Linked DNA regions of Mus musculus: all the other regions are linked to region 2. The links are chromatin loops, found by intact Hi-C in ENCODE. Cell type or tissue: left cerebral cortex. All regions are shown on one strand. Region 1 has its middle 44 kb from the start of Gm38759. Region 2 has its middle 27 kb from the start of Gm11494. Region 3 has its middle 52 kb from the start of Gm34677. Region 4 overlaps Ankfn1 (ankyrin-repeat and fibronectin type III domain containing 1). Region 5 overlaps Pctp (phosphatidylcholine transfer protein). Region 6 overlaps Tmem100 (transmembrane protein 100). Region 7 has its middle 21 kb from the start of Gm38759.

Region 1 (4,000 bases), 1.0 Mb after region 2:
CTTCCCAAAAGCCTTATCCTCAAGCCAGAGGAGGCCACAGAAGGCCTGGCATTTTGAACATAAGAGCCCAGACCTATACTTAACAGGGGATGAATCCCAGGAATGCCCCAACTAGGAGTTGGTGCTTGTTTTTGTCTAAAGGCCTAGAGAACCCAACCATCCACTTGACAGAGACTTGGGGTCTGCCGCTGGACTCCATGGAGATGCTTTCTGTCTGATCACTGGTTGTTGAGGGAGAGTATTTTCATGATGGTTCTAGCAAGAGCATCAGACCTGTAAGGAGTCCCCAGATGGCAGCCCAATGATCTGAACTGAGATATCAGGGCCGAGCATAAAGGGCAAGGGCCATGGGGCAGAAACGAATTCGGCCTTATCAGTTTGGATCAAGCCTCATGGGAAGGTAAGAAGTGAGGAGCCCCCAGAGGTGGGAAGTGTGCAGGATGCTGAGCAAGCAGACACATCCCAGAAGCCTAAGGTCTCTTCAAGGAAGACCCTAGGGAATGCTCAAAGCCATTTGGCTCAAGTATGACTTTTATCAAGCTTTCTCCACTTGGGGCTCCTGTGGGCTCCAGGCAGGCACCCTCAGTGGGCACAGCAGAACGGGATGTCTTGAGCCAATGTACCAATGTGCCAATGTGCCAGTGTTCTAATGTACCAATGTGCCAGGCCTACTCCAGAGGCTACACACTGAACCATGCTGCCCTGTGTCACCTCCTTGCCTACAAAATCAACTACTCCTTCCACCCTGGCTTTTGGAGGATCCAAGACAGCTTGTTCACTATTGCTTGCTCATCTTGTAATAGCCAGTGGGACTTCTCAGGACCACTATCCTGATCTCCCAAGAGATCCGCTGAACAGCCACTTTGATAGTGAGTAATCAGTTCATACTCTGGTATCTACAGGCTATCGAGAGGTCGCAACAAGTACGGGTGCTTGCAGCCAAGACTGATGACCGAATGGACCCTCAGAAATCATGTGTGAGAGAACCGGCTCCCTCTGGCCTCCACATACTGTAAGGCAGCACATAAATTTCTACATGTATGTGCACATACATACCCAGAAACACAGGTTAAAAAGGGCGAGATAACTACCTCTCTCCTGTGTGCCCCTTTGCCCCTAGACAGCCTTCAGCTGATTTTCACTGTCAGAATTACCACTGCCGCCATAGGCCAGCATGTGTCATCATGAAGAGACTGAGGAAATCAAAAGGGAAATGAAAGGCTGGAGATTCATCTCAGTTGGCAGAGGGCTTTCGGGGAAAGGCATAAAGCCCTGGGTTTGGTTCCCAGCACCACGTGAGTTGGGGGTGGTGGCGGCAGAATGGGATGTAGTCTGAGCAGCTGGGAGGTAGGAGCTGGGGGATTAGGAGATCAAGGTCATCCTTGGCTACATAGCAACTTTAGGGCTAGCCCGGGATACATCAGAATGTGAAGGAAAGAAAGGACAAAAGGGAGGCTTACAGATCGGGCCTTGCTCCCTTTGAGTGCCAAGCCATTCTGAGAACTTAGTTCCAGTTACTTAAACTCCTGGCCTCTGTGGAATAGAGATGACAGCTTCTTTGGGAGGTTCAGGACTCAAATGGGGGTGAGTTACAGGACACACAGTTTAAGCAGACGACAACTGTCAGGCGCTGGTAAATTGCAAACCGCAGTAAGGTTTTGCATGAGCCATCCCAAAGCTACCCTTTAAAACAGCCAAGCTTTGGCAAGACTAAATGTCGGGCCAACAGCGCCACCTGGTGGTCAGCATGAGCTCTGGCATATTTCGCTCAAGACCACACTTTTCTCAGCCTGGACATAATGCTCATGTCACAAGAAGACTGTTTCCCCAGAGTCAGTTAAAAGATGCTCCAAAGCTAAGCAGGGAACATTAGCTGACCTATGTATTCATCTCTGAAGAAATAACAGCTGGTATTGTCTCGGAAGATGGAGAGTAGTTCCATCTATCTTAGAAAAGACAATACTCTTCCCCTAGCTTGCTTTTTAATCTGTATAACAAAAATGATACTTTATTTGTAGATATAAAGAATAAGAAAAATATAGGCCCGATGAAAGACATTTGGTAGATGCTCAAGACCATTTTTTAAAATTATATTTGATCCCAACAGGCACCTGGTCTCAATACACCTGAAGCACGCCCCATGTGCCCTGGGAAGACATCCAATCACCCATCCTGTGAACCACATGATATTCCTGCTTCTCACCTTCAGGAGACATGATTCCAAAGCCAGTTCAGTCTAGAAAGTACCTATCAGAGCTACGGTTCCTTAAGAACGGCAAAGGAGAGAGATCATTCACCCTTGCACACAGTCTACAGCGACACTCAGTATTTGAGATACAAAGATTTAATGTGGTCCCCAGCGCCAAGGAGGTTTCGTCTCAACCAGAGAATGATAAAAATAAATACATACTTCATGGATCAAGTGTCCTGTTGAGTTTAATACTCTTTAGGACAGTAACACAGAGGGGGACATAGACAATGAGATCTGGGGGAGTTGGAATGATTTGACCATTTCAATAAGTGTGTGAAACCCTACTGCATCCCAGGCACAGCACAAGGACCTGCAAAACCAAGAATGAAGGGTTCTCACTCTCAACTGGCCTCAGAGAGGCTGTGGTCAGCCTGGGCAAAGAATAGTACGGAAGGGGCACAGCCTGTGCTCAGGACTGCAGAAGACATTAGGGACAGACTGAACGGAAAGAGGCTGAGAAGAAACAAGGCAGGGTTCATCCAAGTTCCTCCACACCGGCCCATGGCCTCTTCTAAACTGCCTCCCTGGCTTGCAGATTCCAGACATGCACTTCCTTTCATTCAACGCCATATTGGAAACTTGCTTGTCCTCCTCTGCCCCCTTCCCCCAAGGGTCCCAGAGATAAAGCTCTCCTATAGAGTCTACTACAGAACCTGTAGGTCTCGACCCCTTTGGGGGTCTGATATCAGATATCCTGCTTATCAGATCTTTACATTACAATTCATCACAGTAGCAAAACGATAGTGGTGCAGTAGCAATGAAATAATGTTGTTTGGGGTAGGGTGGGGGTCACCACACTAAAGGGTTGCAGCATTAGGAAGGTTGTGAGCCACTGGTCTGCAGCCCTTCACTCAGAACGTGCCCAGCAAGCCCCTCCCCCATTCACTCACTACAGCCCTGATGACACCCTCTGCTCCAGCCCTCTAGGTAGGGACTCTTCCCTCCCTCCACAGAGCCTTCTCATTGACGGCCTCTATCTTAAGCTCTTGCCTCGCCACCCCCCCACCCCCACCCCGCCACGTGGAGGAGCTCAGGAAGAGGGGAGCAAGCCAGAGACTCCCCGGATCTCCTCTCATACACTTCAAGAAATGAGAGAGGCAACTACCTGTGCCTCCACCCCCATCCCCGGAAGCTCCATTTCCTGCACACCTACTGTGCACATCCACTCCAGCAGAACAAGGCAATAAAAAAAATAAATTAATTTTTAAAACTTGGGACTGGAATTCATATCCAAGTTTACAACTTCCTAGTCGGATGTGTTTGTACCGCTTACTTAAAACACTTAGGTCCTCTTCCTCATAGATGGGGACTATAGTAAGGATTAAAGAAAATGTGATAGCACAGTCAAAGACTTGGCACACTGCCAGGCACACATGAGAACTCGTTAACCGTTGATATCATGCAACAAGCACTGTTTCTTAAGCATCTACTAGGTGCCGAGTCTGGAACTACAACTGTGAGCTCCCAAAGTCTTGATCCTTGTCTTACAGGGCTTACAGCCAGCAGAGGAAGGGTCACGTAGTCCCTGATGGTGAGCAGTTTGGGGGAGATATGGGTAGTGTTAATAGGGAGCCTAGAATGGCTAAGAGGAAGCAATGGAATTAGATTGGAGTAATGACATTTAAGCTGAGACCAAAAGGATGTGCAGGATGGAGGTGATGATCTGTGGGGACAAAGCCAAAGCCTGCAGGTGGCCAAGAACACTGAGCCACCAGGAACTGGGAGGAGAGAGTCCGGGGTAGCGCCAAG
Region 2 (4,000 bases):
TTTCCATTTTTCTCTCCCCTTCCTTCTTCCTTCTTTTCCTTCCTCCTTTCATTTTGTTATGGTTTTTATTTTGAGACAAAAAAAAAATCTCACTTTGTAGTCCAGGTTACTCTCACTAGGTAGCCTCAGCTTGACCTTGAACCTGTAACACTCCTACTCTGGATTATGGGTGCAAGCTTCTACACTCAGCCTGACTTTTTTTTTTTAATAAAATTAAAATTGTTCTTTTGATGACTTAATTTATATGTGCATATTCTTTCTCCCCCTTCCCCAACCTCCTTTCCTCCCCCCCTTGCTTCCTCCCCTCCTCCTGCTCGTTGGACTAGTGAAGGTGGAACCCAGGGCCTCAAGGATGTTACACGAGCACTCTACCAGCATGCTACACCCGAGCCAGGGAGTCTTCTGCTCTGCTCCTGTTACCTCATCACAACAGACTAAAGTCATCCTAGGAGGGGAATGAAAGAGCTACTGCCAGCAATGCTTTAAGCACAACGCAAAACCAACAGAGATTTAACCAACTCCTTCGATTTGGCAAAAGAAAAAGGCAAGTTAGCCCAAGGTCACGCCATCAGTTGACACCTTGTTGAGTGCATTATCTGTGTTAGTTCACATTATCTTTATGTTACTATAAGGTCTGTTATCATCCACTGTATGAGTGGAAGGGAATGTAGCTGTGGCATGTTGGCAGTTTGTTTGAAGCAACATGATTCATAATTGTTAGGGCTGTGGTTTTGAGGTGGCATGATAGACATCAATATAATAAGGATTATATATGAATAAAGGATTTGGCTAATGAAGAATACTGTGTGACTAGAAGCTTTGGTAGTCATGGGCAAGAATTTAATTGGCAGGATGTATTTTCTTAGGCACACAGCTACATCACAGTTCTTAGCATCCTCTGGAGCTGGGTGTGGCCCAGGATGCAGCCAAAGGATGTGATAGATGATGCCATTTTTGAGTTTATCTGTTCCTCTGACCTAGGATAGGCTCCATAGGAGGCTGGAGCCATTAGGTAGACAAAACATGGAATCCTGGTACCCATATGGAAGAAGAGTATTTTCTTGGTACTGCAATGTAAATGGAAAAAAAAATGATTGAAGGGGTCTGTTTGCTATTGCAATTTCGTTTACTAGGACATTGTACAGCAGTTAAGAGATCTGGAAGTCCGAGCAAGCCCACTCACCTAGTAGGGAAGCAAGTATTTGCTATGCAACATGAGAATCAGCTTCAAATATCTCCCAGCCATCAGTCAGCAGCCTCCATTTTGCATGTTTAGAGGACCGTGACAAGCGTTGGTTCCATCGTGACCCATGGTCTGTGCCACAGATATACTTTCAAGTCAAGTGATACAAACTGGATTAGCACTTCTTACACAAGGACATCAGGGGTCCTTGCTTCTGCCTGAAGTTTACAAATTCCTTCATCTAGGCATCGCAAGCTTTCTAAATGACCCACACCACAACCGATGTTTTATCTTTGAAAACAATGTGGAATTGGTGACTCCACAGAAGTGTGTGGCTAGCTTTTCTGGTGACTCAAACATAAAGTCTTCAAAACATATCTGGAGGATTTATATGATATTAAAATCTTTCAGATGATGAGCACACCCATATCTTTCTATTCAGAAGACAGATGGGAGAAAAATGCAGTTTGGGGCAGTTACTCCAGTGCTCCTGCTTCCCTCCTCCCCTCCCTCCCTCCCTCCCTCCCTCCCTCCCATGCTTTCTTTTCCTTTCTCCCCTGCTCTCTTATTCATGAATCCACTTTATTATCTGCAAATACTAAGGGCTGTATTTTATTATACATTTCTTGGCCTTCTAGCTGCACTATATTAAGCTCTGTGGACTCAGACTTGTGTGTTGTCCTATAAGCCCGTGTCCCTGGGCCCTGACTCTTTCCCTCTTTCTTATCCCAGGTCTTTCTTTTTCTCTTACTATCATTTAACACTTACTAGCTCCACACACACAGCGCTATTCTCCATGCAAACAGCCGCACTGTGCCATACTGGCCAGGAGAGGGCATCAGGAGACCACAAGCCAGGTAAACCTTAGCATTGTGGTCGGATTTTTCCTTCCCTTTGGGAGCAGGAAACCCGACGATAGACAATAACAGGTTCTGGATGGTAATGTATGTTCCTAGTTCCCCGATTCTTTATGCCAGCAATGACGTTTTGGGTAGCAATTGAAACAGTAAGTTGTCTTTTCTTGATATGACCTCCAGCCGATCGCAACCGGGTCCAATCTCCCCGCGCAGCTACTGTACTGGTCTTCCCTAGTGTTAGGCACTTGCTGGAATAAACTGTGCGGGGAATTTCCAAATCCTAAGAAACCGCCACACCACAAGCTCACTTCCGGACTCTTATCATCTGGCCTATCCTGAATACATCTAACCCATTTCAACGCAAGCTAGAAAAAGTATGAAAGCCCTTCAGTAAGATGTCCTCAAAAATCCCTCGCTGTACCCAAAACGCATCTTTCATATTTGTTCTTCAGGAGCTTTGCGGGTTTGAGTGGGCGTCAGGGTGCAACCTCTGCAGCCCGCTGCAGTCCTGCTGGGTACAGGCCAGTTATTTACCGTCTCCAAACAGGCCTTTTACTGTGAGAAAATCGTGAGAAGGAGGAAAAGGGGAAATCATTTGGGCCAATTATCTCTGGCCGCTGTGGAAAATCAGAGACTATAGCGGCCACAGCCAGAAACAATATTTTTCTCCTGGGGCAGATTCTCTGCTAGAGTCAGAGTCATCAACTCCTGCAAACATGGCCCGAGTAACCAAGCACTTTATAGTCAGCCAAGATACGGCAAGCCATAAATTTAGAAGCCCAGGACTGTCCAGGGAAGCAGGGACTTAGGTTTTTTAGTACATCTCACACTAATTGCATAAACAGAGGCTCAAAGGCTCCAGATCAGAAGCCTGTGGAATCTTGTTCTCTAGTCTAGGCCATTTTCTCCCTCATCTCCTACTGCCCACTGAAGGGATCTCTCTAGAGGGCTGCTATCTTTTTAAGATGATGCAAGGATACAACTGTAGATTTTTTTTTTAAGATTTATTTTATTTATATGAGCACATTGTAGCTGTTTTCAGACACACCAGAAGAGGGCATCAGATCTCTTTACAGATGGTTGTGAGCCACCGTGTGGTTGCTGGGAATTGAACTCAGGACCTTTGGAAGAGCAGTTGGTGCTCTTAACCACTAAGCCATCTCTCCAGCCACCCCCCTTCAAAAAAAACCCCAAAACAAACTGTAGATTTTAATCTGGATGTGTGTGTGTGTATGTGTTAGTGTACAAGAGGCAAATATGTTTTTTAGAAAGAAGGCTATGTGTGATCTTCTACCAAGAGAGGGCGCCCTCTGAGTGAGAATTTTGCTGTTTAGCCTTTTTTATTATTATTTATTATTTTTTTTTAATGTCAGGAAACAAAATAAGCCAACTTTAACTAGATCGCTGGGTTCTAACTATACAAACTCGGGTTTGGAAACCTTGGGTCTATCCTAAGAAAATATTTGGCCCAGTAGAGCTGGCAAAACTAGGCTATGCCCACTTGGCCCCAGAAAACTGGCTCCCTCCCTCCCGTGTCACCAGTTTCCCAGCTTGCTTCGGTTGTCCTTTCTTCCTCCTCTGAAAAGCTCCTGGCCACAGTTCTGAATCCTAAATGGTTCCCTTCGCGGTTCAGCTTCCTGGCCTCTGAATCTCAGAACCCTGCACAGCCCAGGACTAGAGCACACACAAACTGTTATTCTAGGGTGCCTTGCTGTCTGGACTGTGGAGGCCTCAGACAGTAATTACTCACTCTACCCTCATTCCCAGCCTCAGGTCAGGCCCAGCAGACCTGCGACAAGGGTTTGTCACACTGGCGTGTTCACAAATCAGTCCCATCGTTTGACCATTATGGAGGTGTTGTCACAAGTGGTTGAGATTATCCCAGAGAGTCTAAAATCTATAGCTCTGTTGATTTGAGTTTCTCTGCTGAGGTGCTGGGGCAGGGGAGGAGTGGGGGAGG
Region 3 (4,000 bases), 230 kb after region 2:
CCAACAAAACAACAACAAAAAACAAAAAGAAAAAAAAGAAAAAGAAGAGAACTTGAGTTTGAATCCCCAGTACCTATGTGAAAAGTAGTGGCTGCAGAGACCTGCGACTGTTGTGGAGTCAGAGACACCAGGACCCCGGATGCTCAGAAACTGCCTTGTCTAGGCAAATTGAAGAGCTTCAGGTTCAGTGAGAGACCATGCCTCGAAGGTGTAGAGTATTGCACACCCACACATACACATGAACACACAGATTTTTAAATTCTGTGTTTATCTCAGCCTTGCTTTCAACGTTGATGCATCCACAGTTGGTCACAGCTGTGTTTTCTAGCTGTAGACTCAACTTCCCTCAAGCATTTCTGAATGAAAATGGATAATATACCATGGTTCTGCATTCTTGGCTGCTTTGCTAACTCCACTTACTAGACCCAGGACTCAGGGGTTTTCAAGCAAACGGCTGGCAATTAGGTCTGAGAACTACTTATGATATTGATGACCTTGGTGTCCAGAATAAATGTGGGCCCAGCTTCCTTCTCCTGCCTGGTTTCCCTACATTCACTCAGTCTATAGAACAAAGCTGCATCCCCCCCATGAGTCTCCTTCAAGTGAACTGTTAACTTATCTAGTACACTAGCCTCATATGAACTATACTGAACTATAGCCCACACTGTACTATAGATAGCAATGCAAAGTTTCTAAGGGTCCATCCTCAAACTCTTGACTATCAATAATTGAATCTTCTTCACACTGAGAGGAGGACATCTGGTGTCAATATCTATTAGAATTCTAGATATTCTCCAGAATTGGGACCTAGCTATAGAGATAAACAGACCTGGGCCCAGTCCTCTGAAAGAAGTCAAGACTTTGAAGCCAGGAGTGGCCTAGAACAGTTCTCTGGGACTAAGAAAAGACTCCATTAAGTCCCCCCCTGAAACAACCTAGGATTCACATGCCCATATTCCTTGCTATAGGCCGAATACTGCATTAATTTTAGGTCATTACCATAGGCTGCTTTTTCAACAATACTACATGTTTCTTTCATCTTTATTCTAATCAAGCCTCAAACAAAAAAAATCTATCACTGACTGTAGAAAAGAGTTTGTGGGTAAGGAGGAGGGGTCTGGGAGAGAAAATAAAAGTGAAGCAAAACAGAAACTGTTGAGTGAGCCAAATGGCTTCAGGCGAGTCAGCTTATCCCCCACCAGGTGCAGAAATGACTTTTTAATGTCTCCTTGTTTTCATGTTTAAGGAAGAAAGAAACTGTCCCAAGCTCATGACTCCTTGTTCAGTACAGAGGATACGAGATACTTGACCTTTTGATTCATGTTCTAGGCAAAGTAGAAGTCCCTAAACTGGAGCTCTGAGAGTCCAGGAGGGAAGTTTGTGGTTTGTAGCTTGAGAAATGGCCTGGATGCCTGCCTTTTAAAATACAGTGCCTCTAAGTCAACTTCAAAATAAGAACGGAGATAAACACTAGGTCATTTCTATTTTGTGTTGAGTTAAGTGTTTGCTTCAAACAGAGAAGCAAAATAGACACAGAAGTGAGATGGGGGGGGTGGGGTGGTGGAGGGGGGCGTGGCTAAGAAAATTAATCATTAGATGTTACTGCCACCTAGTGATGATTCAACACCTGGCTGCCAGTCACGTTTTCATGCTACAAAGGTGATGCCCTGCCTCGACCTCGGCCTTGCAGGCTTCAGGATGGAGCCTGAGCTAGTGGATGAAGGACTCGTGGTGGGAGGCACTTCTTTACACAGGTGGGATGGCCAATTCCGAGTTCTCTGCTCTAATAATCCTTTATTTAAAACTCTTCATTGGGTGGGTCTGGGAGATGGCTTGATTGGTGTAGCATTTACTGCACATGCAGGAAGAACGGACTGTAAATCCACATTGCCCACAGAGATGCGTAAACACTGGGTTTGCATGGTTCATCCGAGAGCTTGGGAGACGGAGACAGAGACAGAGGATGCAGGAAGCAAGTGGGTACTGGTAGCTGGATTAGCCAAACCAGCAAGCTCCAGGTTCAGTGCGAGACCCTGCCTGAATATGCGTGTGAGGCAGCAAGTGATTAAGGAAGATGCCTAGTGTTAGCCTCTGACCTCACATATAACTGCATGCATGTGTACGTGTATGACTACATTTGTAAGCACATAAACACCCATAAACACACATGAAAACATTTTAAATGCCATTCATTAGAAAAATAAAATGGGAATTTCTTTAAAAGTTTCTTTTAATTTTTTATTAGATATTTTCTTTATTTACATTTCGAATGTTAGCCCCTTTCCTAGTTTCCCCTCTGAAAATTCCCTATCCCCTCCCCCACCCCCCTGCTCCCCAACCCACCCACTCCCGCTTTCTGGCCCTGGCATTCCCCTATACTGGGGGCATAGAACCTTCATAGGACCAAGGGCCCCTCCTCCCATTGATAACCAACTAGTCCATCCTCTGCTAGGTATGCAGCTGGAGCCAGGAGTCCCACCATGTGTTTTCTTTGATTGGTGGTTTAGTCCCAGAGGCTCTGAGGGTACTGGTTAGTTCATATTGTTGTTCCTCCTATGGGGCTGCAAACCCCTTTAGCTCCTTGAATATTGTGTGATATGCACTCACTGATAAGTGGATATTAGCCCAGAAGCTCAGAATACCCAAGATACAATTTGCAAAACACATGAAACTCTTTAAAGGTTTTTAAATTATATTTTTAATTCAGTAGGTCTCTCTCTCTCTCTCTCTCTCTCACACACACACACACACACACACACACAGAGAGAGAGAGAGAGAGAGAGAGAGAGAGAGAGAGAGAGAGAGGGAGAGAGGGAGAGGGAGAGAGAGAGTGTGTGTGTGCATGTGTGTATATGTTCAGTATATGAGTCTATATTATATCCTTCTACCATATGAACCTTGGGGACTGAAGTCAAGGTTCAAGCTTTGCAGCAAGCACTTTTAACTTCTGAGCTTTCTTGTCAGCCTTAGCCTTTCTTTAGTACAACTCCATGATCCCTATGTATGTATGTATGATCTGTATTCATACATGTTATGTCCCAGTTTCCTGTTTTGTCTAGCACAAACCTTGTCTCTTTATAACACTCCCCAGGGCTCTATGTCCAATCAGGTTCTCATCCCCGCCACATTTGCATGGCGGATGTAAGTGGATACAAGAAAGGAAGGGCAGAAGAAAATTCGAAGGCTTGAGAAAGAATAGATTACCTGCATTGGGCCAACTGCCCTTTCCATGTTTCTGGGAGGTCAGTACACCCTAATATGAAAGATGAGAAGATTCAAGGTCAGAAGTGTTAGGCAACAGAATTAGGTCTGAGATGACACCGTCAACTGCAGTGGTACAACTGAGGTATGAAGCCAGTGTGTCTGCCTTCTTTGTACAGGGAGTGTATGGAGCTTGAAAGACACAGTGATGTGATGTTGGAAAGGAACATGGAGAGTGTGAAGAGTCAACCATGCTCCCTCAGCTCAGGAAGGAGTCAGCAAGGACAGCAGAAGCACGGGTGGATGTGAATGCCAAGTGTTTTACTAAAACAAGTATACTCCCACTGAAGAAAGGTGTGCATCATAAAGGTATCCATCTCTGAAGATCCACAAAGGCAGGAGAAGTGAGGGAGAGAGGATACCGTCCAGATCCAGCAGTCCCTTTGGTGTACAGGGGAAAAGTCGCTGACAATGGTGGACAAGATACACAATAGACTTCTGCTGTCTTGAAATGTGGATGAAAGTCATAAAGCCAAGGACAATGAAGATGAGCCTGGTTCACTTTCTTCATTGGCAGCAAAGATGCTTCTGGTTGTCTGGGCTCTTAGATGGTCAATGGAATGTTTGGAAAGTTCAAGTCAATGAAATAGATATATTTCATTCCAGCTCTGGCCTCTACAGCATTCGCCAAGGTCCTACAAGTGTTTTTCTTCTTTAGCCAGAGAGTAACTCTGGAGTGATGTTGAGGTCTCGGAATGAAGTGGAATCAAACCTTGATCCTTAAAAATATCACTTGACA
Region 4 (4,000 bases), 620 kb after region 2:
CCCTCCCCCCTCCCTCCCTCCCTTCCTTCCATCCTCCTCCTTCCCTCCCTCCCTCCCTCCCTCTCTCCCTCCCTCCCTCCCCCCTCCCTCCCTCCCTTCCTTCCATCCTCCTCCTTCCCTCCCTCCCTCCCTCCCTCCCTTCCTCCCTCCCTCCCTCCCTTCCATTCATCCTTTTGTTTTGTCTGGCTTTCTTTCTTAAGATAACAGACTAGTAGCAGGAGGGGAGAGGTTCCAGCAGGAACCAGAGACTATCAACAGGGAATGTTCTTGCCTCGTGGTTTCCAGCTACAGTTGTTATCCCAGGGACCTGGCCACCTCATGTTTCGCACCACGGCTGTGCATGAAGCTGGCATGTGTCTGAATATCCAGCCCATTCAACACCCATTAGACAATCTACAACTGGGCTGTTGCTGCTGACAGCATCATTGAGCCCAGGACGTTCAGCTGGGTAAATCGTTTACTAGCATGCTGGTCTATCCTGATATGCCTAATAGGTTGGGTGCAATTTTGTGAGCTTTTAAAGAAAGCTGTCTCCTTTTGTGCTTAGCTTTGCCCTAATATGGCAAACAATGACCACAGACATTGAGGAAACAGCATTGTCATGTTCGGCATTGTCGTGTTCGGCTTTTTGTTTGGATCGTGTCTGTAAACCACAAAAAGCAGGAATTGGAATGATAGATACCACAGGGGTCACTGCATGTCCTTGGAACAACCTTTGCGCCAGCCTCAGCCTTTACCCCTCATATGACTGGGACATTGTATAAAAGACACAAAATTAGTTAATTATTGGTTCTAGTGGGTGGGGGTGAGGTGGCTTTGGACAAGAGAGGGCCATGGTCACAAATGCTGCTTGAAATGGACTGTCACAGGAAAAAAATCAGAACTGTGGCCCATGTGTCAAGTCCAACAGCCAAGCTGTATTTTTTTCTTAAAAAAAAATAGATGAGAAAGTAGAATATTTGCCTCAGGTTTATTGAATTCCATTCATATATATATAATCATCTACCATGCACAAGATTGAGGGGGATGTCAAAAGTTGACAAGGGTTGAGCCCCGGCCAGGGAGGTTCCAATCCAGCATGGAAGGTAGACAACCCTTAAGTATTTTTTATAAAAGCAGCTACAAGCTGAAAATGCTAACCAAGTCACAGACACCTCAGCTAGAGAGGGAAAGTCACTTGATCCATAAAAGAGATATGAATTACTGTCCTGTGTGTAGGCAGAACACCTTCCAGATAACACCAGCCCATCAGAGTTCGTCTTAGTGAGTATGGTCTCCTGAGACTCTAACTTGAGTCAAGGCCTTGCTTCCATGACAATAGACTCCACTAGCCACTAAATGTTTCTTGGTCATTGTAGGACATGATCAGTTCTAAGCATCCCAACTGAAAGTGGAGAAGCCAAGGCAGAGATGTGCTAAGAATCTCTCAGCCTTTTTTCTTACCCTTCCCATCTGCCACAGCACCTGTTCTTTTGACTTCAAAACACTAAGCGCTACTTGAGAAGGCTCCAGGTGCCAGCCAGAAGATAAAAATTGACTCTGGACTAATACTTTTAACTGTACTTATTTTAGACACTGACATTTTCTTTATTAAGAAAATGGGGGTGGGGGCAGGAGAAAGAGAGGGAGAGAGAGGAGAGAAAAAGAGAAGAGAGAGAGTCTCTGCATAAAACTCAGAGAGAGTTCCTTTCCTTATTCATGCATATTTTGACTCTTGGTCTTGACCATTTTCACCTGTGTGGGCTGATTTGCATACCTGCTGATAATCCTGAGATTTGGCGGGCATGTGTGTGCATACACATAGGCTTGGAGAAGTTGGAACCAGGCAAACTGTTCATTTTGTTCTTATCTTCATCTGAGCAACCCCACCCCCACCGGGCCCCACTCTCACCCCCACCCCACCCCCACAACCCCTGCTTATGAATGTTCTGATCCTAGGACACTCACCATTTTATCCACAAATTACTTGAGAACTCTGTACATGATTTTTAAAGTGGGCAAAGACACAGCAATCATCTTTGGCTTTGCACTGCCAGTCATAGTGAGTAGCTATGGGATTCCACACCTTTGTAGGGACTACAGTCCTTTACCGTAACCCCACTAAAGTCCCAGTCATGCTTGAGTCCCAATTAGCACCCAATTTGTCGCACACCCAATTCATCACGGCCAAAGCTGGTACATCACAGAACATAGATGGCCTTGGGGGTGGTGTTAGGCAAAGCAACCTGGGCTGACTCCTCTTGGAGAGATTTAGGTGAATACTGCCACCTATTGACAGGTGAAATATATGCTCCTGGTTGCCAATCTGCCCTTGTCCTGTGCAAGTCTCATCAGAGCCAAACTCATAGCTCAACTTGCCAAAGGATAGTCACAGCCCCAAGTTCACAATTCTTAATACATCTGTGATGAGGGATGAGTCCGCTTACTCACGGACTGCATCTGTGATAAGAGGCCAAGGCGTGAGGTAGAAATGCCAGGAGCTTTGCGGTGGGAGACCTGGGTTTGAGTCTCAGCTCAGCCCCTAAGTGCACATAACCAAGCCAGTTAATCTCTCTGAGCCTTGATTTCCTCATCAAGGAGTGGCTAATCCTATTTTGTAAAGTGTGAGACTTGGGCACAGTTTCTGGGTGGCACATAAAATGCATTAGACTGACGTGACTTTTTTTTTTCACCAAGCTGTAAATGGCAACTATTTGTGATGCCGTGATCGGTGCTGTGGCAAACCTCATTATGTATTGGGGTTCTGGTGAACTTCTCCATGAGGTCAGTTCTCCGTGGGCAATGCTCCTTGTCTACCAGACTATCTTTGACATCCAAAATTAAGACAGTGTGAACATAAATATTGGAATTTTAAGTGTGCCAATTGAGAAAATGAGGATAAATGGGCTTCATTACCAAACGTCTCTGGACTACCCTGGAGGATATATGGGGCTGAGTCGATAAAGAGTTATGATAAAAACTTGGGAGCTGTGTATAAATGGGGCTTTGTGACCTGCAGGGTAAGGTTGTGCTGAGAGCCAGACCTAGGAGGCTCGCATTCCTGCCTCTGCATGGTGTGGGGATCCTGGGCTCCTGCAGACAATAGGGGATTCATAGCTGGAGAATTCTAACGACGACGGAGAGGGTGGCAGGCAGAACAAGAAGACTTTTCAGGAGTTCAGGGACTCTGATTATCACGTCGTCGTAGGAGCTGCAGCGAGCTGGGAGGCTGCCGGAGAGGCGCGCACAGAGCCGTTCTTGGAAAGCTGTCAGGGAAGGGTTTGTAACCTCCCTAAGAGAATCGCGCTTCTTAAAATCCCCAGTCTGGAAAAACCTCCCGTGACCGGTCCGGATCAACGCTGTGTGGTAGCTGCAGCAAAAAGAACGGGGAACCACCTCTGCCTGAATCTTTCTGAATGTCGAGTGTCTGGGCTCCTCAAGACTGGGGGCAAACTCCACAAGCGGGTTCCCCGCGTGTTAGGAAGGCATTACTTTTTTTTCTGAAAGGTCATCTGGGGCTTAAAACAAAATCATCGAGAAAGAGCATGCCCATGAACAGTCTGCACGATTTGAAAAGGCCTATCTGAAACCGAAATAGCAGCACCCTCCCTACAGCCCTTCTCTCTCTTTGGGGGATTAGTAGAGGGGGCAGGGGGAGGGGAAGAGGCAGAGCATGGCATTCATTACTGACAACTTCACACATAATAAGCATGTTCGAATCCACCCTGAGGAGTTCTCTTTTTTATTTTATTTTTAATCCCCCTCCCTTTAGCTGTTTTTGATAAGTGGCACATTTTATTTGGGGGGGGGTGGGGGGAGAGAAACACACAGTCCATTATTACAAGGCCTCATTCGGGAGCTAAGGTCGAGAGATTACAGAAGGGAAGTGGGTTGGGGCAGCCTCTCTGCCGACCACAGGGAAGGACCTGCCACTTTCTTCTCATAATTTAATTTCGAGATTCTGATGAAAAGGCACTCCCTAAATTGAAAAGGGCGAACAAGGAGAAAGAGTGAAAAATTA
Region 5 (4,000 bases), 180 kb after region 2:
GTGTGGTTGAACCCCAGGTCCAGTTGTTTTGTATGTGATGTGGAATCTCAACTCCAGCATCAACAAATTGTTCCCCCCACCTCTGTCTCCATAGCCAAGTGGACTTTATGAGTATAAGGTGTTCGGTGTCCTGGAAGGCTGCTCGCCGGCTCTCCTCGCAGATGTTTACATGGACTTAGACTACAGAAAACAATGGGACCAGTATGTGAAAGGTGAGTGATGGCTTGTGTCAATTAAGAATCCTTTGAGAGTTAATCTACTTTTGACTAATTTAGTCTTGTTATACTTGAGGCTATAGCATGGCCTTCACCACCTCCAGTACTCACCTTCACAGAGGCTTCGAGGCAGTCTTCCATCTGTCCTCACGGTTGCTTTGCCTTGCTTCCGGAGCTGTGCTTGCACACATAGCTTGATTGCCATGGACGCCTTCCCAGAAGATAGGCAGCCAAACTTCCTTTTGGAAATCGAATCAAAGATCTCCAGATGAGCAAGGGCGCATGCATGTGAGGAAGTGAGAGACTGGGAGAGGGGGTAGCTGGAGGGCCCTGGAGGTCCAGGAAGCCTCAAGACAGAGGGCGCAAAGCAGCTTGTTCAGAAGTCACTGGCAGGTGGGGTTGTGGGGTGGTGATGTCCTCTGACCCACCTCCTCTACTAGTAATCTGAGAACATCTCATGACCCATAGCAGGGACAGGATCTACAGCCTACATAGTCTATATAATGGAGAGAAACACCGAGTTGGAAACCATTAAACAGAGAACCCCCTACATCTCAGAGGGTCAGTGTCCCTGTCATCTCAGCCACTGTCGAAGAGACTTGCACAGTGAAGTGTTTAGTCAAGACTACTGCAAGTGTCAAAGGCGCACCCCCATCCGGATGTTTCTTCAGCTCTAGCCTGTGCCCCTCTGTATTGACCTAATTCTCAGGCAGGTTCCTGTTCCTTGGGAACGTGTCCTCCAGAAGATACAGACTCAGACTCTCATCATGCAAATAACTCCAGGAAAGAGAGTCACACCTTCCCGATAAAGTCAGCCAGAGTGCCGGGACTCACTCTCTGCAGCTCTTCTCAAAGCGACTGCTTGTTTTGTGAATCCTGGACATGGAATCAGGCAGCAGCTTCATGCTCTCACATACTCGTCTTCATTAGGGAACGTCAGCACATGGGCCTAGCCAAGGGAGCCGACTGACACCGTCCCACTCCCCCAGCAGCCATAAGGCAATCATGTGACACACACTTTGCCCATAGATGCCTGTGTGGGTCCTGCTTGGAAAAGAGCCATGTGAGGAGGTAGCTAGCCTGTAAAACCACCTTTGTTCATGTCAGCTAAGGTAGCTGACTTTAAAAAATGAAAAGTAAAATAAATAAATTGATGGGAGCACAAAAGAAAAGTAACTGCAGAACCTACCATCAGCTGTCCACACTGTGGTTTCTGGTACAGTGAAGCTGTTGTTAGATTTGCTAGGACAATCTGGAAGTCCTGACTGTACTGCTTTTGGGTTTTAGGACTACCCAAGAGTCTTGTGATCCATTGGGCCTAAAAAGGCCATGGTCATTCATTTATTATGGTCATATCTTGCTCCTTTTCCAAACCCTGAAATTGCTCCTTTACCTACTTAAACCTCATAGTAGAGAAGGGTAAGGCAGTGTGTGAGGGAGGGGGCAGTGTGGGGGGGGAGGGGGAGCAGCAAGAATACTAAACACACAGAGGCAACAGGCCCACTCATTCTTTCCCTTCATGACTGTCTTTAGTGTCCTATTGACATCAAGAGGCCACAAAGCTCCCTAATCAACAGTCTGTTTCTGATAGCATTCTTCTACATGCTACATGGACCCTTGACATCTCACCCACGGATGTCTTGATCCTCTCTGGATGGTTAGATGGGAGCCCACCGCACAGGCTAAGCATAGGCTGCTCTTTGGTTCTTTCACTCTGTCCTCCAAGAGCTACAGTTTGCATGTCCTGACACTAGAGCACAAACATTAAGGGAATTTGGTTCCCAAAGCTGTAGCAGGTGGTTAGAGGAAAGACACAAGAAACCCAGCGTTAGCCATAGTTCAGCCATGTTCCGGCTGTTTGAGAACACAGCTCTCTGTGGGCCTTTTGTTTCCCAGATGTCCTGAACTTATACATGCTAGGCTCTGACTTCCTCAGTGTCTGGCTAAGCGTTGGGAGGCAAACCTTGATGGTACTCCCGGTCCTCTAGTGACACCTGGTGGTTGGCCTGCTTTAATGCCGATGGTAATTTCTTATACCGGGTTCCTTACATTCTATCCCTGCCTTCTGTTGGTACCATGGACAAGTGTTGGGGGCTTATTTAGGTTTTCTGTGTTTCCATGTCCTCTAGACCACCCCTAGGCAGCAAGCTTTCAGCGACATTAAATATACTTTTGTTTTAAAAAATAGTTCTATGTCTTGTGAGTTGAGGGGTTTGTCACACACTGAGGCTGAAAAGGCTCCTTGAGGCCACTGGGTTTGGCAGGTACGTTAACCTCTTGTGTTCTGCTTCAGAACTCTACGAGAAGGAGAGTGATGAACAGATGGTGGCATACTGGGAAGTGAAGTACCCTTTCCCGCTGTCCAACAGAGATGTATCCTTTCTGTACGGCACTCTGTTCTTTGTCTCTCTTCGTGTGCTGCGTTCCCCAGCCGCCGCCCTTACACTGGGATCCACTAACGTCACGGCACTGTCTTGGGTCCTTACAGAACTGTATGCTAATCCTGGAGCTTCTTGTGTGACTTTTGGAGAGTCCAGAGTGTTCTTTCTGGGTGTGACCACTTAGGGCAGGAACCACACCCGGGGTCGCTGGAAGGCAACCTCCAGAGAAAGTGTCAAAGGTGGAAATTGATGAGTCTCAAAAATTGGGAGTCCGGGGAGAACAGGTTATGAAGAGTGTGAGTCCAGATCTTTTGATCTCACAGAAGAGCAGGTGGGTCCCATGGACGTGAGCTAACAACTAACAGGCAGACAGACTGATACGGCAGAGGAACCAGGCCTCACCACTTTGTTTCTAACCTCTCTTCAGCGTGGCCCTCTTGACTGCTGTCCTGGATACCAGGTGTATGATTTTCCTTTCCATTTTTTCGTTTATAAAGTGAAGTGGTTGACTGAAATGCAGGGAGTTTTCCCTCCCGTCTAAGCCTATTAATTGTTGTTGCTGCAGACAAATAGCTGCCCTGACAATAGTCCACCTAAGGACATTGGAGATGAGAAAGTATAATGATTTGTATGGAAGAAGAGGCCACCGTGAAGCCGATCACTTTGTACATTAATTTTAGAATGAATAGAAAGTAAAGATTGAGGCTTTTAAAGACGTCATTGTCTTTGATGGACTAGCACTGCCGACCTTGGGAATGTTTTGTGCATGCTTCCAGAGGTGGAATTGTTTTTGCTGTTCTTGGTCAACCAGTGTTAATTCAAAGAGTACATCTGCTTACTAAAATTCGAGGTGTGCGTAAGTGTTCCTACAGTTGAGTTGTGACAAGGACACCTTCCATGGGTAGAGGTCTGTGGTGACAGCTGCGGATGAGACAATATCTATGGGTTGATGCAATTTCTATCCAGTGTTTTTCTGCCCCTGGATTTCTCTAATGCCCCTAACATCCCGGCCTGTGGACCTGAGAGTGTTTGATTAGCGTCCCCATGATTACAGCTAAGTGAATAGTGCTCTCAGGATGCCTTCCTGGAGAAGGAGGAAGGTGACCCTTGTGTAACCAAGCATTCAGGGGATCTGCTCACAGCCAGGTAACAGGCACTCTCCAGTGAGAATTACCGTTGACTGTGAGGTTCAGCTCTGCAGGGAAAGTGGGCATTCTGCAGAAGGGACCAGTTGTTACGTGGAAGGTGCAGAGAGACCTTCCATTGCCACCAGTGTGGGCTGCTCTTTCGCTGGCATCATGCCTTGACTGGCTATGCAGTACGTCTACACCCGCCAGCGCCGAGACCTGGATGTGGACGGGAGGAAGATCTACGTGGTCCTGGCCCAGAGTATCTCGGCACCTC
Region 6 (4,000 bases), 130 kb after region 2:
TTTGGAAGTTTGGATTTTTGGAAGTGGATGGGCTCCTGGGGATTAATCCTCTAGGATGGGATTGTGACCCTGTAGAATCTCCTCTGAGGGTACATGGTGAGAGACCTGTTTATGAACTTAAGAGAGAATGATTTTATCAGACAGAAGCTCTGTCACTGACTTGTGCTTAGATTTTGGAGGCTCTAAAACTATGACAAATGCATTTCTGCATTCACAAGCCCTACAGTCTATGGCATTTTTGTTACAATATCTCCATAGGAAAGAGACACCATACTAACTGCAGTGGTGTGCCCTGACTTGGGGTTTTTATTTCTGTGAAGAGACACCATGACCAAAGCAACTCTTATAATGGAAATCATTCCTTTGGGGCTGGCTTACAGTTCAGAGGTTTAGCCCATTATCATCATGGTGGGTAGCATACTGGCATGCAGGCAGACATGGTGCTGGAGAGGAGCTTAGCATTCTACATCTGGATCCACAGGCAGCAGGAAGAGAATTGACATGAGCTTTCGACCTCAAAGCCCGCCCCCCCCCAGTGACATACTTCCTCCAAAAGGACACACCCACTCCAATAAGGCCACACCTCCTAAGACTGCCACTCTGTATGCACCAAGCATTCAAACACATTAGTTTATGGGGGCCACTCTTATTCAGACCACCACATGCCCACCACTCATTCATCCCAGTGCTAGGCCTCCCTGACTGTGAGTCCCTGGGTCAACAAGCCTGTGCAGCAGAGTGGAGTCCTAGCCTCACAGTATGGTGAGGTACAACCTGTTGATGAATGGCAGCTGGGCCTGGGTCCTGTTAAAACAGAGCAAGTAACAGAGTCAGGAGTGATGGTAATTCCTCATGGATGCCAAAATGTAGGGACTTAGGCCCTTGGAATTCAAAACCACAAGGTTGAAAATATATATACCTAGTGGCTCTCTGCTGATTTCTACCTCAGTCATCTTGTCAGCAGAGTGATAAGGATAAAAGTGAATGAAATGACAGACAGGTCCATAGGAGAGGGGCACCGAGGAAAACGTTTCTCTCTGCTGATCTATTCATTGACTTATTCTCCTGACACCATCCCCACCCCCATTCCCATCCCCCCACCCCCACCCCGCACCTTGTGTGCGTAGGCTTATTCATCTTTGGGGAAGAGACTTCCTCCAGATGACTTTGGGACTAGACAACCTGTGGATTGTGTCAAGGTTAAACAGAGTAGCTAGTTAAGGACAGTCAATCCAAACCAGTAACTGCTTGATGCTTTACTACCTGTGGAGACCCTCAGAGAGGGAAGCTGCAGTCAATATAAGGGATATTACAAGTAGCAGTTTCCAAACTTTATAGTACGTTGTTTTTAAGATGTGTTGAATTTTTAGTGTGCGCATGTGTGTGTGTGTGGTGTGTGTTTGTGTATGTGTATGTGTGTGAGTGTGAGACAGGGGGGCACATGTGTGGTTTCAGGTGAACACAGACTGTTCTTCCTCAAGTGCTGCCAACCACTGAGTCATCCCTGAAGCCCCCATAATGCTTTATGGGGTAGGAAATAAAAACATGTCTTTATAAACTAACTTCATTCTGAAAAGGAAACTTATTTTCTCAAGATTACCTCGTTAGTTTAACAGGAGAGTTTATATAACCATTTCTTCCAAGTTCAAAATCCATGATCTTTTCCCTTTCTCTCCTCTTTCCTCTCTCCCTCCCCCTCCCCCTCCCCCTCTCCCTCTCCCTCTCCTCTCTCCTCTCTCCCCCAGCCTTCTGCTTCTCCTCATTCTTCTCTTCCCTTCCCCTCCCTCCTGTAATTCCAGCACCCAGGAGGCTGAGACAGAAGGATTGCCACACATTTGAGGCTAGCCTGGGCTCTAGTGTGAGACCCTGCATATATACATACTTACACAGCAGCTTGCATCATATATGAGGGCACATTTAGCCCACGTTTCCCTGTGTATGATAGAACCATTTGTAAAGCCAGATGCTACTCAAGCATGGATGGCATGCTGCAATTATGATTGTAATTCAAGTCTTGTCTAGTTTCCTTATTATAGTTGCCATTTGCAGCATATTAGGACTACCTTGGTGGCTTTATAGGGATGAGGCCCGGTGAATCCCCAAAGTCTCTCCATATTAGGAAATCTCCATTGTTTAAGAAAAACTTAGGGAAGTGGATGGAAAGGAGGCACTTAAAACATCTGTTCCTTTCAGCTAGGAACCATATGGCTATCTGCAGATTCTATCCCATCAGTTCAGCAGTTAAGTCATCCCATAGGATTTCTCTGGAGACTCGGGTAGCAGCATGAGGCCCCCTGGTGGCCAGAAGTAATTCACGCGTTTGCTTTTCAATCATTTTTAAGGGCTGGGTGGGCACTTAGCTCAAGAACAGAGGACCATTTCTTAACCCTAACCTGCCTTTGCCATGAAGCTGGGGAATGCCTGGTAACATATTCTTGGGGAAGTTGAGAATCAAAACGTTTTCTCTCAAGATATAAGAATAGACTGTATTTCTGGATAAGCCGCTCACTCTTCATTCTTGAGTTTATTTAACACCTCATTTGAGTATTTGTTGTGTTTCTTCCCTGTGCAAGCTAATGCACCAGCCAGCACACTAGGTACAGTATACTGTACAGATTTGTCTAAGAAGGCTTATAAGGGAGAAATAAACACACTTATATCGCCCATGTAATGAGAAGCTGAAATTGCCATAAACGATAAGAACCAGTAGCTGGGGAAAGCACAGTGTGTTCACAGAGGAGACAGGCTTCCGGGAGGAGGTAGCTTTGGAGCCAGAGTGCTGATGAGAAGCAAGATTTGGGTCGCCTGGGATGGAGAGGGGGATGTGAAAAATGGTGTTACCATTATAAGGGAGAGAGAAACGTCTGGGCAGACACAGAGGCAGGAAAACCAGAGCCTAATGCAGGTTGGTGGAGTTAGTCTGGCTGACTCATACGACAGGGTTATTGGATTGGGAGTGAAAGATGAGATGTGTTTAGAGCAGTCCAGAGAAGCTTCAACTTGCCCTGAGAAGTTTCTTTATACAGCAGTTTCTTTTTGCCTGTCATGGACTTAAAAACAAAACCAAAAAACCATATCAAGACAGGGCAGTCCCTGCCCTGCAGTGAGCCCTATTCATTCACTGGCATTCAATGTTATTAGAAACATTAAGGTGTTTCCAACTACAAAAGCTAGCAAGGACTGGGGAGTAGCCAATGTCAGATGGCTACTGGCAGACTTTAGGAAGTCCCTCAATAGAATCCCTTCCAATGAATGTAATACGATAGGTGCCTCCAGTCTCTGCAAATGCTAAGACTTCATCCTTAACTGTCTTCTTACTCTGGTTGAGTGAAGTTTAAAGTACAGTAATGAGAAATGATTCTTACTGGAGTATATAGGATATTGGCTAGCTCAGAGCCACAGTCTTATCCTATTTGTGCAGTACAATGACCAGTGGAATATGCAACCCGTACCAGTTCATAATTAAATCATCAAGAAGCACAAGGCACATTTAATAGCACACTGTTAAATCTCCTACCCCAGGCACTGATTTCCTACTGGCATTTTTAGAAACCCTTAAGAACATATTAATATATTATATATTAAGTATTGCTGAACTGTAACATGAAATGAAAACAACAATCTTCCAGTAGAAGAAGAAATTTCCAGCTGAGAAACACGCAGCTGATAATTTACAAATGAGATGAGGGGAAGTGGACAATTCAGAATAGCGACAAAAGTAATAAAGACAAGGGTGAGAAAGATGGCACGGGGGTTAAGAGTGTGCACTGTTCTTGCAAAGGACCCACATTCTGTTCCCAGGATCCAGGCCAGGCAGCTTCCAACGACCTGTAACTCCAGTTCCAGGAGATCAGGCGCCCTCTGCTGGACTCCAAGGACACCTGCACTCATTGCACAAACCCCAGCACAGCCTCACAGGAATATACATAATTCAAATAAAATAAATCTGAAAATAATAAGGACAGCAGAAACTAGCATTTAAGTTTCAGCAGCCATGAGC
Region 7 (4,000 bases), 1.1 Mb after region 2:
ATCTACCTGCCTCTGCCTCCCAAGAGCTGGGGATTAAAGGCACACACCACCACAGCCTGGCTCCCAGTCCTTTTCTTTCTTAATTTTTAAATCAAGGTCTTGCGAAGTTGCTCACTGCTAGCTAGCCTTGAACGTGGGATCCTCCTGCCTCAGCTTCTTGAGTAGCTAGAATTACAGACCCTCACCAACAGGCCTGGTTTGCATTGTTGGGTTTTTATGGAAACATCTACTTTGCAAATGAAAAAAGAGGAAGGTGTAAGACTCTCAATAAATGTAAAGGGACAAGCCATTCAGAAATGGCAGCAAAGACTGCAGATTCTATGTCCAGTGTCTCTGAAGACCCAGCCCCTGTGGCCATCTTTTCAGGTCAGGCCTGAATCCCAGCTCTGACTCATCCTTTCTCTCCAGAGAGCTGCAGCCATCACCCTAGCCTTAGAAGCTTAGTCTTGGTAGGGAGAGCACGGAAAGGTTCATAGGATTTCCAGCCACACACGTGAGCATGTGTTCCATGCAGTGTATAGAATGCAGGTGCAGCAGAGCTGTCCCAGAAGGGAGAGACCTGCCACATGATGAGAGGCCAGGTCTGCAGCCCTGCCTGGTGCTTGCCAGATTCTAGAACTGGAGGTCTACTAGTTACCCCAACACACACCCAGGCTCCACCCGCCAGTCTATAAAGTGATCATGATGGGAAGATGGAATCCTTGGCCGGATCTCCTGGTATCCGTGTGAAATAAGAGAAAGCAGAGAGAGTCCAGTTGATGTGGAATTCACTCGGTATGCATTGGCCAATAGTTGCAGTAGAGGAATTAAGGCTATTGTTCTTTAATCTTTTCATCTATATTTCTATTATCATTATTGTTGTGGTTGTTGTTATTCCCTACTGCCGATGAAAATGTATCAGGCATCGTACCTGAGATACAAAGAAGAATGTGGCAGGGCTGGAGAGATGGCTCAGTGGTTAAAGGGCACTGACTGCTCTTCCAGAGGTCCTGAGTTCAATTCCCAAGCAACCACATGGTGGCTCACAGCCATTTGTAATGGGGCCCAATGCATTCTTCTGGTGTGTGTCTGAAGACAGCTACAGTGTAGTCATATAAATAAAAATAAGTAAATCTTTAAAAAAAAGAGAATGGGGCAGCCTAGCCAGTCTTCGGGTGCTCACTGTATGTGATTCAAGTTCAGAGAAAGTTCATCATTAACCCAATGGCAGGCAGGTGGAATTCTTAAAGAACTAGAAAAGATGTGATGGAGGATGACAAAGAAGCCGAGGCAAGGAGACGGCTTATCCCTGTCCCACCTGGCCAGCCAGCGGTTGGACTCGAGGATAAAAATCAACACAGCCCAGATTCTGCGTATGTTCCAAGCTCCGGCCCTGAAGTCTTATTTCCAGAGGCCATTCTTGACAAAGGGATAACTAATTGCCAAAACGAAACCAGATCAAAGTGGATAGTTTTCTTTTTATGCCCAGTGATTTGTCTAGTTAGCCAGACTGGGGATAAAACCGAATGTGTCACTGTACGGAGATACCAGAAAGTGAAAGGCGAGGGAAGCTCGCTCGAGGCAGGACTTCTTATCCGCCCCGCCGCCCCTTCCAAGAGTCTCCTCGGGTGGAATCCTGTAGTCTGTCTCCTGGGAGCGGTTCGCTCTCCAGAAAATATGACACTATTTCCTGCCCTTGTTTGTTAACACACCCCGTCACCATCCGCCTCGGTTTCATGTAACTGCCAAGCGGTATTAACACCCTCCTCCTCGCTGAGGCAGAAAATAGAAAAGGAAGAATTCAACAGACACCCCCTTCCCCCGTGTCATCCTCAGAGGCACCAAGATAACCAGGCCAGAAACCACAATTGGAGCTATGCTCCCTCCGCCCAGGCACGCTAAAGACAGCCAGTTTAACCACCTTCTGCATTTTCCTTCAAAGAGAAAGTGTGTTATTTAGGCTATTTAGACTCTCTTCCTTGCAACAGAGAAATTTTTTCTGTTGTTGTTGTTGTTGCTGCTGCTGCTGCTGCTGCTGCTGCAGTGGTGGTGATTTTTTGTTTTGTTTGTTTGTTTTGTTTTGTCCAAATACAAAGCAAGAGGGGGAACTGTCAGCAGGAGTCTGCAACAATCAGGTGAGCCGCCCGCTGGCGCCTGCAGCGGAGACACACTGACCCCTAGTGGCCAGCCGAGCCCTTACAGTCCTGGGCCCACCCTTGCTCAGTAAACTAGCCCTTGTCACAGGCAATCCCCGAGTGCGCCTTGAGTGGGTGTGGCCCGTGCTGTGTCTCCACCACCTGACCCAGCATACTTATGCACACGTGCACTCACACACTCCTTTTCCCTTTTTCCTTCTGAACAATAGAAGCAATTTTCCCTCCTTTAGACCATTCCAGAGAACAATTTCCTAGGTACCTTAGGAGTGGCTCCTAGGCTCAGCAGGTTTCTAAATTCTGGGGGAGTTCATAAGAAAGGTAAGTGTGAGTCGGGCGTGGTGGCGCATGCCTTTAATCCCAGCACTTGGGAGGCAGAGGCAGGTGGATTTCTGAGTTCGAGGCCAGCCTGGTCTACAAAGTGAGTGCCAGGACAGCCAGGGCTATACAGAGCAACCCTGTCTCAAAAAGACCAAGAAAAGAAAAGAAAAGAAAAGAAAAGAAAAGAAAAGAAAAGAAAAGAAAAGAAAAGAAAAGAAAAGAAAAGAAAAGAAAAGAAAAGAAAAGAAAAGAAAAGAAAAGAAAAGAAAAGAAAAGAAAAGAAAAGAAAAGAAAAGAAAAGAAAAGATAAATGTGTGTCGTCCCCCCCCACCCTCACCCCACCCCACCCCCATATAACCCGGGGCTGGGGAGATGGTTCAGTGAATAAGAGCACTTCCTGCTCAGGTATGAGGATCTGAGTTCCAATCTCTTAGCACCCATGTGAAAACCAGAAAGAGTGCTGAAGTGATTAAAGCACTGGCCGTCCAAACATTGAGTTTTGATAAGGTAGAACCCACGGAAACGCCAGGTGGGTACCCCACCCCACCCCCTGTTACCGGTGACCTCCAGAGGGAGCTGGCTAGCCTGTGGGTGAGCTCTGAGTTCAAGTGAGAAATCCTGCCTCCATTAATATAGTGGAGAGTCTCTAAGGACGTTTCTCAGGCTTCCACACATGCAAACACCCATGTACACACACATGTATACATGAAAAAGATAATTTAAAAAAAAAAAGGATCCAGGTGCGCCTGTAAACCCAGCATTAGTGGGAGGGTGGTGGGGAACCACAGGTATACATACACACACATATACACACACTTTTTAAATTATCCATGTGCCATCTATACGGAGTTAGAACTATACCACCATTTCACAGATGAGCAAACTGAGACCTAGAAAGGCTTAATAATTAAGGGAGGATGTGTCCAGCAGTAAACCCAGGTAGCCTATCTCTCAGCCACTGCACTTGCCTCTATGGTTTGTGGGTAGATACCAACAAAGAAGAGATCGTGGCAGGGTGTGGCAGGGCTCTAGATTCCCAAGCTCTTCTCCGTGTGTCCCCTTTAAGCCCAAGGAGTAAGGACCAGAACAATGCAGGATGAAGCCATAGAAAGAAGTGATGTGCAGTAGGCAGCATAGTGGGTCCTTGGCTTCACAGAACATCACTCATTTTCAGAGCCTCAGGCCTGGCAATGCAGGGCGTTCAATCAAACCTGAGCTAGACAAAGTTTGAAGAGAAGGTTCTAGCAAAATGGAGGAGCAAGGGGGGCGGCTCAGAGCTCCGGGAACCATAATGCTGAGGGGGAAACAGACCTCATACTCTGGGGAGTTGCGGGGGGGGGGGGAGGGTCGAGCACACCCTCACTCTCTTTCATCTTGGAGCTAGTACGAAGGAGGTGAGGGAAACCTCAGCTCAGCCCACACACTGCCCTGAGGCACATCTGAAACCAGGATCCATTCTCCTTCATTTTTCATTTCATAGAAGTCTTACTACACAGAAGTAAATAGAACCACTCGGGTTTTTTTTTTTTTTTTTAATGTTTTCACCA

The links. Peaks named below come from ENCODE experiments on the same cell type or tissue, not always from the same donor. Only the 100,000 strongest peaks of a DNase experiment are listed, where the experiment ranks them.
Region 1: it touches region 2 in a loop (5-fold over the local background); 7 of 42 quality-filtered maps call a loop at or near these places.
Region 3: a loop joins it to region 2, with 5 times the contacts of the local background. A loop is called at or near these places in 8 of 42 quality-filtered maps.
Region 4: a loop joins it to region 2, with 5 times the contacts of the local background. A loop is called at or near these places in 5 of 42 quality-filtered maps.
Region 5: it touches region 2 in a loop (16-fold over the local background); 39 of 42 quality-filtered maps call a loop at or near these places.
Region 6: it touches region 2 in a loop (5-fold over the local background); 24 of 42 quality-filtered maps call a loop at or near these places.
Region 7: a loop joins it to region 2, with 2.5 times the contacts of the local background. A loop is called at or near these places in 3 of 42 quality-filtered maps.

The regions. Positions count from the first base shown.
Region 1 is chr11:89,163,191-89,167,190 of GRCm38, reverse strand. No RefSeq gene overlaps it. Among named protein-coding and RNA genes, the nearest start is that of Gm38759, 44 kb to the right of the region's middle. In left cerebral cortex, a CTCF peak has its summit at 1,731 (motif pointing left); a DNase peak (open chromatin) is centred at 1,729.
Region 2 is chr11:90,168,196-90,172,195 of GRCm38, reverse strand. No RefSeq gene overlaps it. Among named protein-coding and RNA genes, the nearest start is that of Gm11494, 27 kb to the right of the region's middle. In left cerebral cortex, CTCF peaks have their summits at 2,011 (motif pointing right), 3,093 (motif pointing right) and 3,315 (motif pointing right); DNase peaks (open chromatin) are centred at 2,028, 2,289 and 3,605; H3K4me3 peaks cover 487 bases; H3K27ac peaks cover 554 bases.
Region 3 is chr11:89,935,057-89,939,056 of GRCm38, reverse strand. No RefSeq gene overlaps it. Among named protein-coding and RNA genes, the nearest start is that of Gm34677, 52 kb to the right of the region's middle. In left cerebral cortex, a CTCF peak has its summit at 1,627 (motif pointing left); no DNase peak of the experiment used is centred here.
Region 4 is chr11:89,544,654-89,548,653 of GRCm38, reverse strand. All of the region lies in intron 2 of Ankfn1 (ankyrin-repeat and fibronectin type III domain containing 1), which reads left to right. Among named protein-coding and RNA genes, the nearest start is that of Ankfn1, 150 kb to the left of the region's middle. In left cerebral cortex, a CTCF peak has its summit at 2,279 (motif pointing left); DNase peaks (open chromatin) are centred at 1,381, 2,260 and 3,235.
Region 5 is chr11:89,987,283-89,991,282 of GRCm38, reverse strand. It overlaps Pctp (phosphatidylcholine transfer protein), which reads left to right. Exons shown (of 6, transcript NM_008796.3): 2 at 95-212; 3 at 2,509-2,588; 4 at 3,916-4,000. Among named protein-coding and RNA genes, the nearest start is that of Pctp, 14 kb to the left of the region's middle. In left cerebral cortex, a CTCF peak has its summit at 2,197 (motif pointing left); DNase peaks (open chromatin) are centred at 470, 2,188 and 3,961.
Region 6 is chr11:90,036,486-90,040,485 of GRCm38, reverse strand. Tmem100 (transmembrane protein 100) reads right to left here. Exons shown (of 3, transcript NM_026433.2): 3 at 3,981-4,000. Among named protein-coding and RNA genes, the nearest start is that of Tmem100, 8.1 kb to the right of the region's middle. In left cerebral cortex, CTCF peaks have their summits at 2,294 (motif pointing left) and 3,875 (motif pointing left); a DNase peak (open chromatin) is centred at 2,283.
Region 7 is chr11:89,098,841-89,102,840 of GRCm38, reverse strand. No RefSeq gene overlaps it. Among named protein-coding and RNA genes, the nearest start is that of Gm38759, 21 kb to the left of the region's middle. In left cerebral cortex, a CTCF peak has its summit at 2,161 (motif pointing left); DNase peaks (open chromatin) are centred at 1,743 and 2,136; H3K4me3 peaks cover 1,151 bases; H3K27ac peaks cover 324 bases.